Linked DNA regions of Mus musculus: region 1 is linked to region 2. A link is a loop called in an ENCODE intact Hi-C map of the cell type or tissue named here. Cell type or tissue: heart. All regions are shown on one strand. Links, peaks and the distances in the headings refer to the core of each region. The heading gives the core; the rest is flanking DNA.

The links. Peaks named below come from ENCODE experiments on the same cell type or tissue, not always from the same donor. Only the 100,000 strongest peaks of a DNase experiment are listed, where the experiment ranks them.
Region 1: it touches region 2 in a loop (2.3-fold over the local background); 3 of 42 quality-filtered maps call a loop at or near these places.

What each region holds. Positions count from the first base shown.
Region 1 is chr5:20,797,548-20,803,485 of GRCm38, forward strand. Phtf2 (putative homeodomain transcription factor 2) reads right to left here. Exons shown (of 18, transcript NM_172992.3): 6 at 5,638-5,803; 7 at 4,355-4,519. Among named protein-coding and RNA genes, the nearest start is that of Gm42219, 8.1 kb to the right of the region's middle. In heart, for the core only: a CTCF peak has its summit at 2,560 (motif pointing right); no DNase peak of the experiment used is centred there.
Region 2 is chr5:20,877,886-20,883,823 of GRCm38, forward strand. Phtf2 (putative homeodomain transcription factor 2) reads right to left here and starts at 4,239. Exons shown (of 18, transcript NM_172992.3): 1 at 4,071-4,239. Tmem60 (transmembrane protein 60) reads left to right here and starts at 4,568. Exons shown (of 2, transcript NM_177601.3): 1 at 4,568-4,770. In heart, for the core only: a CTCF peak has its summit at 3,581; a DNase peak (open chromatin) is centred at 4,476; H3K4me3 peaks cover 3,778 bases; H3K27ac peaks cover 2,856 bases.

The sequences.
Region 1 (5,938 bases), core at 591-5,590, 80 kb before region 2:
TCAAACATGAGGGTGGAAAACAACATGAGGGTAGAACAAACACCATGATTCAGTTAGTGAACGCTGTATGACAGATGACGGCCATGTCGTGTGTGTGTAACCTCTCATCCTGGCCCCACTTCTCAGTGCTTCCTACCTCATTTCATGGCCTATCTATGTGCACTTTCTAATCTCTTATTTACGCTCATATAAACTTCAAAAATCAGAAACCACAGGAGACAAAATATGCAAATTTTATCTTCTGAGACTGGGTCACCTCACTTAATATAATCCTTTGATTTTCCATCTGTTTTTCTCCAAATTTCATAATTTCATTTTTTTGTAAGAGTCAAATAAATGTATATATGTCACATCTCCATGATCCATTCTTCCACCAACATACACCATGGCTGGTTCCACTTCTGCTACTGTGAATAATGCAGCTATCACATGGATGTGCAAGTACCTGTCTGAGACAATATTGCATCTTTGGAAACATACCCTGGAGTGGTGCAGTGGGATCACACAGCAGTTCCACTTCTAATTGCAAGGACTTCTAAATGGCTATGCTAGCTAGCACTCTCACCAACAGTGGATGTGGGTTCCTCATCCACTTGGAAGCATTTGTTGTGGTTTGTTTTCTTGATGATGGCCTTTCTGAATAGGTGAGATGGGAACTCCAGTGGTTTTAGTTTGCCTTCCCCTAGGTGCTAAGGATGCTGAACGTAAAAATAAAAACTACTGGCTATTTGGTTTCTTTTGAGAACTGACTGATCACTTCGTGGATTTACTGACTAGCGGTTTTGTGTTTTTTGGTGTTTATTTTTGTAAATCTTTACTTACATCAACCCCCCTGTGATGAGTAACTAGAAAAAGTTTCTCCAAGTCTGTGGACTGTCTGTTTGCTCTGCTAACAGTTTCCCCTAGCACACAGAAACTTTAATTTTGTGTGATTTCATATAATGATCCTTAAAACAACTTAAAAGAAATGGCTTTATCCATTTTCCAAGAACTTATTGTATCCAACTACTTGGTAAAACTCACCTTAAGCTTTGCAGTGGTGGCACATGCCTTAATCCCAGCACTGGGGAGGCAGAGGCAGGCAGATCTGAGTTCAAAGCCATCCTGGTCTACAGAGTGAGTCCCAAAATAGCCAGTGATACACAGAGGAAATCCTGCCTTGAAAATCCCCAAACAAACAAACAAACAAACAAACAAAAACAAAAACTCAGAACAAACAAACAAACAAACAACAACAAAACTCACTTTGAAGATCTCCCTGAAATAAGGATGCATCCTTCACGAAGGCACTGCTGGCATCCATATACTATTTGGTAGATTATATGCAACTCATCTCTACTAGGTTAGTTTTATGTTTTGTTGCCAGCAAGTAGCATAATGCCTAGTCTGAAAAGTACTTAATAAATATGATGTTTACTAAGAAAAAAATCAGTTATTTTATGAACTGGAATTTGAATAGAAAAAAAAAAACTACAGATTAAAAATCCTCACTGTTATAGCCAACGTTAACAGTTCTGCCTTTTTAATTTTTGGGTGGTGAGACATTTGTAGAGTTTTCTACAATGCATTCTGATTGGTACTCAAGATGAAGAAGTCCTGAGTCAAAGCTACTCCAGGGAAAAGAACCTTAAAAATACACTAGTTGAATACACTATTTTTACTTCCTTTAAAATTCAAGTGATTCTACTGTAAATGAATTGTTAAAGTATTATAATTTTCATATTGAAAACTTTAGCCCAAAAGTAAGTACAACTTTTAAAGAGCATGCCCATGAGAATCTAGTGTTTTGACAAGTCTGAGTTATCAAGTTCTACTCATCAATAATCTTAAACCGCAGGGTACACTGACAAATAAACTCCTCCTATTATTGTCTGCAGGTGACAGCTGAGTACCTGGCTTATACTGTGAATGACTCAACTGCTCCAGCTATATTCGTAAAAGGTCAATTCTTAATACTTGCACTGAAAATTTCTGGTAGGACTCAACTTATGTAGTATATTTAACTCCGTAAATAATATCAATGTATTAAACCTTTAACTTTCACTTTAGTGCTGTAAACAACAAATAGAGGTGGGACTCTGCACATGCGCACTCACCCCTGCGGTGCAAGGTATCTAATCCAGGCCCCTGCCCAGGTTCTAGGCAAGCGCTCAACCGCTGAGCAACATTACTGGCCCTCAATGTAGGTCAATCCAGCATATAACTAACATGTGGTCTGCTTCATTCTGGCAACTGTTTTTAATTCACCAAATCCAGTTCTCTACTCAAAATCAAGAGCATAATTCCTATTCATTGGCCTACTTTTTAGTAACACAACAGTTAGCTCTTAAAAGCTATAAAAAAAAATTCATGATTTTTTGAAATTTTGAAGTGGGTATCAAGTTGAAGAAATACAACTCAAAATCTAACATTTTCTATTTAATCTTTTCAGTGAAAGCTATATTCCCAATGGGCACAACAATTTATTGGATTAAAGTACTAAACAAACATGTTTGTTTGTTTTTTTAATTTTTTTTTTTAAAGATTTATTTCATTGTTGCTGTCTTCAGACACACCAGAAGAGGGTATCAGATTCCTATTACAGATGATGGCTGTGAGCTACCATGTAGTTATGGGGAATTGAACTCAGGACCTCTGGAAGAGCAGTCAGTGCTCTTAACCATTGAGCCATCTTTCCAGCCCTAGTTTATATTTTTAAATTGGCATTTGTTGAATTTAAGCTGTTTTACTTTAAGAATAAAATGTATTTAGACGAAGTAAGACTTAAAATCACTCTTCATTCTAATCTCTAGAAACCATGCTATCACTCACACAAGTTATCCACTGTGCTGTCTTTACCTACTCTCCATCATCAACTCAGATACCTAAGTAGAAACTTCTGACCTTTTCCTCTTGTCACCAGAAAGCGCTGTGTCAGGTGCTATTTCAGGACTATTTCAGCCTGTGGTCACTTATAAAAACTTTAAAAAGTGGGGCACTAGGATTTTAGAATTCAGCATAGGGCTTCTAAAATTAACATTTCTCCTAGGATCTGTTTGTACCTAATATTTGACATAGTCTCATTCATATGCTAGCAAACCAAAGCCTAAAAAAAAAAAAGCTGAAACTGGTTCACCTTTTAGGATACTTATAATACAGTTGTCATAACTAAACAGAGTTAGTCTCAGCCATTTTCATTCTATGGACCAACAGAAGGAAAACTGAAGTCTGGGTCTTATTTAAGTAGAAGAAGCAAGTAAATTAAAGTAACCAATCTAAATGTTGTCCATAATATAAAAGCATCAGCTGCAGAAATCAAAACAACCAAATGACTCCCTGAAAACTAAATATATCTACTTTGCTATTTAAACTGTTCATCTGAAAGTCTTGAAAATACTTAAGAAACTGACTTTGCAATAATTAAACTTTTACATCTTATGAAAGAAAACTCTGTTAACTAACACACACACACACACACACACACACACACACACACACACACACTCTTAGATGAGACAGAATAGAGGCCAAATTAAAAATAGACATAAAAACACATTATCTTCAAGGAGAAAACAGACAATTGGATTTAGTGCTGACTATCAGAATGATTTTGTAAAATCACTTCTAAAATTATAAACAGTAAAAATAAACAACAGGATACATTTTCCTAATGCGCGGTAAACTTTATGGTAAGAGTACAAATCGATGGGTGAAGAGCTTGGGAAGTAGCAAAAGCTAGTGACATCGTCTGCAAAGTGATAGATGAGTTACTTTTTTTAAAAAAGAAGTTATTTGCAGTATGTTTCTTGATTATTTAAACCAGTATCATAAGTCTTAACTGAACTAAGTATTAATACTATAATACTGAGCTAAGTTTGATCTGATGTAAATATCTTCTCCTAACTGGTACAAACAATACAACCCCAATAACAAATAAGAACTTGTCTGTAGCACATAGCATATTCACTTAACTCACCACAGCACTGATCTCAAATAACTTTAGAAAACTAAGGTAGATGTAAAAGACAAGGCAATACAAGTGACAAGCTGTATTAAGGCAAATTCTGGCCTACAATACTGATAAAAACAATTAATTAGTAAATTAACACAGTAAAATAATACTAGAAAAAAAAAAACCTTGAGAAATCTTCACTACTTTGCTACTATATACTCATTCCCATGAAGATAAATGTATTTACATATAACCCCAAATAAACTTCATGCTTTTTCTCCTTAAGCTCTAACACTCTGATTATCGAAATAAAACATCTAATGAGGCTGCCATATTTCAAGTCATTAATTTCATTATGTAGACAAATATCAGAAAAGGAACAGAGCATCTTTATGTCACATAAGGTTTGGAGTAAATACCAACCCTGATAAGAAGAAAGCAGCAAGCCAAAGGTCTCTGAAGACAGTGCCAACACTGTAAGGGGCGCCTGCGCCGTGGCTCTGCACCGCTCCCTCCTGTGTGTTATCTGTGGTGCTAGAACCGTCCCCTTCCCTGTGGACTTCCAAATGGGCTGCTTTTCTTAATTTCCTTCATCAGAAAACATTAAGAGTGGAAAGTAGTTTAAAGTCTTAACACCTTTTCAAGCACATTCAAAAAAATTATAGAATACAGGAGCTTACTAATAAACAATGAAGTTCAAATGTACTAGACAGAATGTGAAACATGCATTATGGTGCATATTCAAGTTCAGTTTGTATAAATACAAGGATATTGTTCCTTGCTCAGACACACACTGGCAGTCAATGTATACACGATTATATGTATCATACTGGCAAGATACTTATAAAACCACTCCTTCCCTATGTGAACATTACTTGTCTGTAGAAGCAAGATTGGAGAGAATTATAACCTAAATAAGCAAAGTTATTTACCCAATGTTTGTATTACCTTTCAAAACCGAGGTGGCCTCAAATCCCAAACTATAAATACCACAATGTCTTAGCAATAATATTCAAAAGAAATATTGTTCCAAAACATCTTAAAACAGAAGTGCATTGTGCTGAGGAGCCAGTGAGACTTGCTAATGTTTACTCATTAACCAGCGCTATTATTAAACAGCTTCGAATAACATTTAATAAACAGCCTTTTTTCTCTTGGCTCTACTCTTGCCAAAGAATCTTAGAAACACGGGATTTTTCTAAGTTTATAATAAACTTAGTTTATTCCACCTAACACCTACTTCCTGTATCGGTACTGCTAATTAGAAATGAACTTAAAGAAAAACAAAAAAAATTACTATAGCAAGGACAAACCCCACAGACACGTGGCACTGAAGTGAGCCATAAACGATACAGAAAACTCATCACGTGGTGACTGGTTCTGGAGTTTCCAGGTTTATCGGAAAGAGCTACTTTGTAACATAACATACTACTCTATGAAGTGAAGAGCACTTAACAACAATCCCCAGGGCTGTGGAGATGGCTCAGTGGCTGCTCTAGAAATGGACCTAAGTTCAGTTCCCAGCACCCATATCCAGCAGATCACAACCACCTGCAACTCCACATCCAGGGATCTGATGCTTTCCTCGTCTCTGTGGGCACCTGCACACATGGGCAGGCACACTCACACAAATAAAACAATAAAAGTAAAATGTAAAAAATCCCATATGCAAATAACAGATATCTACACTGTTTAACAAGCAGTACCTTCTTCGTTTACCGCCTGTGCCTAGTGGAGGCTTGGGTGTTCTTGTTGAAACAATCTGGCAATGCACGGTTCCCAAAAGCAGCATCAGCCATATTGGCCCAATCACTTCAGTTAGAGGTATGCTATGTGGGCTAGGAGCGGAACAGAATAATACTATTGCAGCAACTACAAATGGAGAGGAAAAAAATGTATTTTATTATAGATCTGTATTTACTTATGCAAAACTGTAAAAATTGTTCTTATGATACATCTTACTGAATTCTTTTCCTAAACTTAAGTGTTTATCCATGGTGCCAGGCA
Region 2 (5,938 bases), core at 668-5,667:
CACTTTAAGATTCCTATATAGCCGGGCGTGGTGGCGCAGGCCTTTATAATCCCAGCACTCGGGAGGCAGAGGCAGGCGGATTTCTGAGTTCCAGGCCAGCCTGGTCTACAAAGTGAGTTCTAGGACAGCCAGGGCTATACAGAGAGACCCTGTCTCGAAAAAAAACAAAAAACAAAAACAAAAAACAAACAAACAAAAAAGATTCCTATATAAAGGAGGCAAAATAGAGTGCAAAGGCTTCTGCCAGTGTTTTGTTGTCTTCATATACAGCTTAGAAAGAAAAAGCTCAATGAAATGGTGACTAATCAGACATGTTTAAAAATGTACTGAATAGGCACTTGGAAAATAAGTGAAGGGTAACTATTAGGTAAAAATATAACAGACAGACTGCTTCTCTAAGTGTATGTCATAGTTTAAGTGAGAACGGCCCCCACGGGCTCACTTATTTTAGGCCCTCCAGTTAGCAACTGTTAGAGAAGAAAGAGTTAGGAGAGATGGCCTTGTTGTAGGAGTTACGTCACTTGGGGGTAAAAGCCCATTTATTTCCAGTTTTTCTCTTTCTTTCTGCTTTAATGCTCGTGGATCAACTTGTAAGTTCTCAGCTACTATTTCAGGACCCTCCAGCTGCCTGATGCCAGCCTCCCCAGACCATGATGGTCACAGACTCTTCACCTATAGAACCATAAGCCCCAAATTAAATACGTTTTATAAGTTGCTTTTGGTCGTGGTGTTTTGTCACAGTAACAAAAAAAAAAAAAAAATAACTAAAATGATTATTTGGCAATTTCTGATTTTCAAAATCGGATATACTCACTCTGCCGAGACACAATCTATGCAAATCAGCATTTATTGTTGATATACAAGGACTTATATATAATGCTACAATTCCCATTCTCTCAAGCTAGACTCATGGTGTGAGACTGTCTTCTCCTGTATGGAGTATCTTCCTTCCTTCTCTATTTATGGAAACTACTTAAGTCTCCAATGCTCAAGAAAGCTCCTCCCAGAGGCCCCTGGTCCTGTGAAGGCTCTATGCCCCAGTGGAGGGGAATGCCAGGGCCAGGAAGCCAGAGTGGGTGGGTTGGTGAGCGGGGGGAAGTGAAGGGGGTAGGAGGAGGGTATTTTCAGAGGGGAAACCAGGAAAGGGGTAACATTTGAAATGTAAATAAAGAAAATATCTAATAATAATAAAAAAAAGAAACCTCCTCCCTGGACCTCCCAACCATTCTCTTAAAAAATAAAAGATACATGTTCTTCCTTCTTTGTTCAGTGCTTATCATTTTATTTAGTACTTAATATTCACTTACAAGTACTATCCTCTCTGTTCAACAAATAAGGAAACTGATGTGGTATCATGCTCACAGTAAAAAAGATCAACAGGTATTCAAACTCTAGTGACTATCTTGTTTTGGTTTGGTTTTCTTTCTTTCTCTCTCTCTCTCTCTCTCTTTCTTTCTCTCTCTTTCTTTCTCTCTCTCTCTCTTTCTTTCTGTTTTAAGTTTACATTGATGGTTTGCCTGCATGTATGTCTGGGTGAGGAGGATGTTGGATCTCCTGGAACTGGAGTTACAGTTATGAGCAGCCATGTGAGTGCTGGGAACTGAACCCAGGTCTTCTGGAAGAGCAGCCAGTGTTACTTTTATGCGCACTGATGTTTTGCCCGCATGTGTATTTGAACCTTGGTCCTTTGGAAGAGCAGCCAGTGCTCTTAACCAATGAGCCATCTCCCCAACCCCTTTGGTTTGGTTTTTGTCGTTATTGCTTTAAAACAGGTCTCATTATGTACACTTGGCTGTCCTAGAATCCAGACATCTCCCTGTCTCTGGCTCTCAAAACCTAGATAGAATTAAAGGCACATGCTACCACACGTGACCCAAGTACCTATCCTTTAAACTCTCCATAAAGTCAGCCAGATTCCACACAGTCACAACACAGTAAGGTGCTATCCTTTGTTTAAGTATCGCTCCTCTTAAACCGCTGACTCCTGCCTGGCAGTCCTGGGCGGTGGTGGCGCATGCCCTTAATCCCAGCACTTGGGAGGCAGAGGCAGACATATTTCTGAGTTCGAGGCCAGCCAGGTCTACAAAGTGAGTGCCAGGACAACCAGGGCTACACAGAGAAACCCTGTCTCGAAAACCAAAAAAAAAAAAAAAAAAAAAAAAAACAAACCCGCTGACTCCTAAGAAGAGTGACAGTGATTGACTTCGTCCCTACATCTTTAACAACACTCAAAATTGCGTTTACACAGTGATCTGAAAGTGTTTCAAGAGAAAGAGCTTGGACTCAGCTTATCACCCCGCAACACTGTTGTCTATTAGTCTCTTTCTACCAAGTCTACTCCCATTTAACTGTAGTCCAAAAGCATACTTGAAATGTAGTCCTTGTAATTAAATTGGTTACAAGTGAATCTATCAACTTATTACCATTAAAATCTCGAACCATTAGTTAACTAAATCTTAGTTGTAATAATAGAGAATAGTAATTACTCATTGGATTATGTGACATAATATAATATATAAATAATCCAACTAATTTATGATCTTCATTTTTTTCAACATACTAACATAAATTCTCTTAGTGACGATATATGCATTACATATTCCCTACAATTATACATAAACTGAACAAGCCAAAAAGGTTTCCACTTAAAAACTGTTCAGGTCATCTTTATTTTTAGCATCAACTCTCCAGTGCCAATTTGACCTTTAAAATATTTAACTCTTGCAAGCTTGGCTATGCAAGACTGCCCACACAGTTAGATGCACTTGAAATAAATACATTTTTATGATCTACTACAATATACTAAAACTCAGAATCCTCGCCACCCAACATTAGATAGTTCTGATACTATCTAATGCATTCAACTGCTTCCCTGTGCAGGAGGCAGACTACTTCCAAAGAGGGAAAAACTTAAGAAATTTCCTGGAACCACCTTGTTTTCTGGTTCCAGACATGGCTCAGTCTACCCGGACCTCCTGATTTCTTTCCTCTGGGGTCTAGAGTCTGAATCATAAAACTCACAGAAACACCCGTTTCTTTCCCTTTTAATCTATAGCCTGTACACCAAACCTAAGTTAGGACTTGAGCTAAAGTGCACGTGGAAGTCCAGTGTTAGGAAAAACGATTTACAAAAGTACCTAGCAAATTCATAATCACTTAAAATCAAAGACTCGGAAAAAGAAAAAAGGCAAGAAACGCTTAAAAATGTTTGATGAAAGCAATAAAAAATTACTAAAGTATTACACGTAAAGTAACATCAAAGTAAGCAACGTCTACCACTGACAAAACAATTGTAAATTGCATACCTAATTTACATACACCCAAGTATGTAAAACCCACAAGGAAGATTAATTGCTCCACATTGTACTTTCCCAGTAGCACATGTTAATACAGTCCCCAGGTGTTCTCCGGACAAAAATAAAATGGTTAACAAAATGATTCCTGAAGTTTAACAAGGCAGTGATGAGTTAGAAAGCACAATACCAGAACAATACTAGAACGCTGGCTGTCAACACGAGGCGGAAACAAGGTGAAGCATGCCTATGGACCACTGCATTGTTTGCAGACCTGAAATGCCCTGCCAAGGCCCACGCGCGAGACTCGGGTAGCCGCCCCTCCGCGGTCGCTGTAGGAGCCGCAACTCCCGTGCGCCGGAGCTGCGGGAGCAGCAGCTGCCCTTCCGCGCGGGCAGTGCCTGCACGCAGGGCGACCGCTCCGCGAGCCCGCGCGCGCCTCGGGCCGCTAGAGGACCTCGCGTGGGCCCCGGCCCGGCCACCCGCCGCCCCCACACGCCCTCTGGGGACCGCGCGACCCCAAGCCAGAGGAGCGCAGGGGCGCGCGCGCCCACACCGCGCCGAGCTCCGGCCCGCAGCCGCCGCGCCCCGGCGAAGGGAGGGGGCCGCGGCCGAGCGGGGCCCGCAGGTGCCCGTGGCAGGGGGCGCCACGGCGACCACGAAGCCCGCGCCCCCATCCCGCCCGCCGCTCCGCCGCCCGGTCCGCACAGCCCTGGGATCCTGTCAGAGTGCGGCGACCTCCACATGGCCCGCCGAGCATGGAGCTGTGGCGCCTACCGTAGCCGCCGGCGCCGCGCCGCTGGGAAGCGGCTAGGAGACGCGCAGAGTCGCGAAGGCTAGTGCCGCCGCTGGAGCCCAAAGAGCTACAGCCCCGCCGCCGGCGGCGCGCTGCCTCCACCCTCGCGCCGCTCGCGCCGCCCGCACCGCGCTCCGCCTCCCGGGACGCCCCGCCTCCTCCGCGGCTCCTCGCATGACCACGGAGTCTGCGCCGCAGCCCGCAGGTTACGGGACCGGGCGAGAGGGGTGGGAGGGTCCCGGCGAGCGAGGGCGGGCCCGACGGCGGGCGTGATCGGAAAACTGACTTTTCTACCAACCTATAGGACTAAGGGGCGGGCCCAGGGGGCGCGGTCATTGCCTCCCTTTTTTATCGCTCTAAAACGGAGGGCAGTCAGTTACTGGCGGCCAAATGAACCAATAAACAAGAAAAACGGGCCCGTGAGCGCCGAACGCCGTTCGCTCTGCTCTCCGGGATAGGCCAAGGGCGGCGGGAACAGCCCCGGATGTGGGCGGAACCTTGAGGTGCGGAGGGCCTCAGCTGCGGCTGTTTGGAGAGGCGGAACTATGTCTTCTCCTTAATTATCATGTGAGGGCCTAAGAATTTAATGGGGGGAAAAGTGTGGAAGAGGATTAGGATCCAAACTGGCGGATTTCCCGACCTTCGCTGCCCTCTCGGCTCTCCGGCCAGCCGCTCTACCAGGTGAGTCGGGAGCTCGGCCCTTGTCCTGTCCGTGCTGCCTCCGGGTGACCTCACCCCTTCATGCTGCGTGCGGGCGCGTTTGCACGACGGCTATGGGATGCGTCTTGCAAAAAACGCATTAAATTCCAGCATGAGTTTGGGAGAGTCCAGATATTCCCGCGAAACCACCATGGGCATTTCCAAACCAAAGACCAGGATAGTTTAGCAGGATCCTCACGTTCCAGGGCAGATGAGCCCTAAAGTCAACCAAGTTGTAAGCAGCGAGGCCACTTATTTTGAGAAGGAAATTGTGAGCTGGTTAAACAGAGCTGTCTTCGGGTAAGGAGAGTTCATTTATAAGTATTAAGAGTAGCGGGAGAAGGGAAATGGAATGGTATGGGAAGGACCTTGGATGAGTCTACTACGCACAACTAATTACTAGATGCAGGTGTGTATTTCCATGTGTGGGGAAAGAAACTCTGAAGGTTTCAACAATGGATCCGGAATCATACGGGCAAAAAAAAACAAAAACAAAAAAACACCTTCTGTGTACAGATATAACCACCTTAAGTGAGAAATATCTATTGAGCAAATCTTAGCCTTGGACCAACACATAGAGAGAAAATGGTGGTAAAAACCAAATAAATTCTATTAAAACAGTATGTCTTTGTAAAATTGGAACCTTGTATTACCACTGTAGTTCAGCGTATGTAATCCTTAAACGTCAGTTAAATGTCAGGAAGGTCATCTCCATTGTTGAGAATACTTTTCTACAACCGAGTTTTGTTTCCACCCACAATTATAAACTTGTAACCGCAATAAGCTTAGGCCCTGGCCTCCTTTCACCTCTTGTCCTAAAATGCCTATAGTCATTGCACTCGACTTGGCACTTGTTCCTGAAGGGGGTGGGGATGGGGGAGAAAAAAGTTTGTATTATCCTGTACCATATAGAAAAGTTGTGTTTAAGGATATTAATAATCACAAAACTTTGTTAAAGGTTCTTTAAATTGACCAAATCAGAGGTTAGGACTGAGCAAACATAATTCACAGGATTAAAAACACACAGTTAATTAAGCAGTCTGCCCACATCTCCACCTCTGCTTCCAAACTTAATCTCATTCCATTATATTCTATTTTTTGTAAAAGACTGGTACAGAAAATTGCCTTCCGTGACTTAACCTAATGTGAG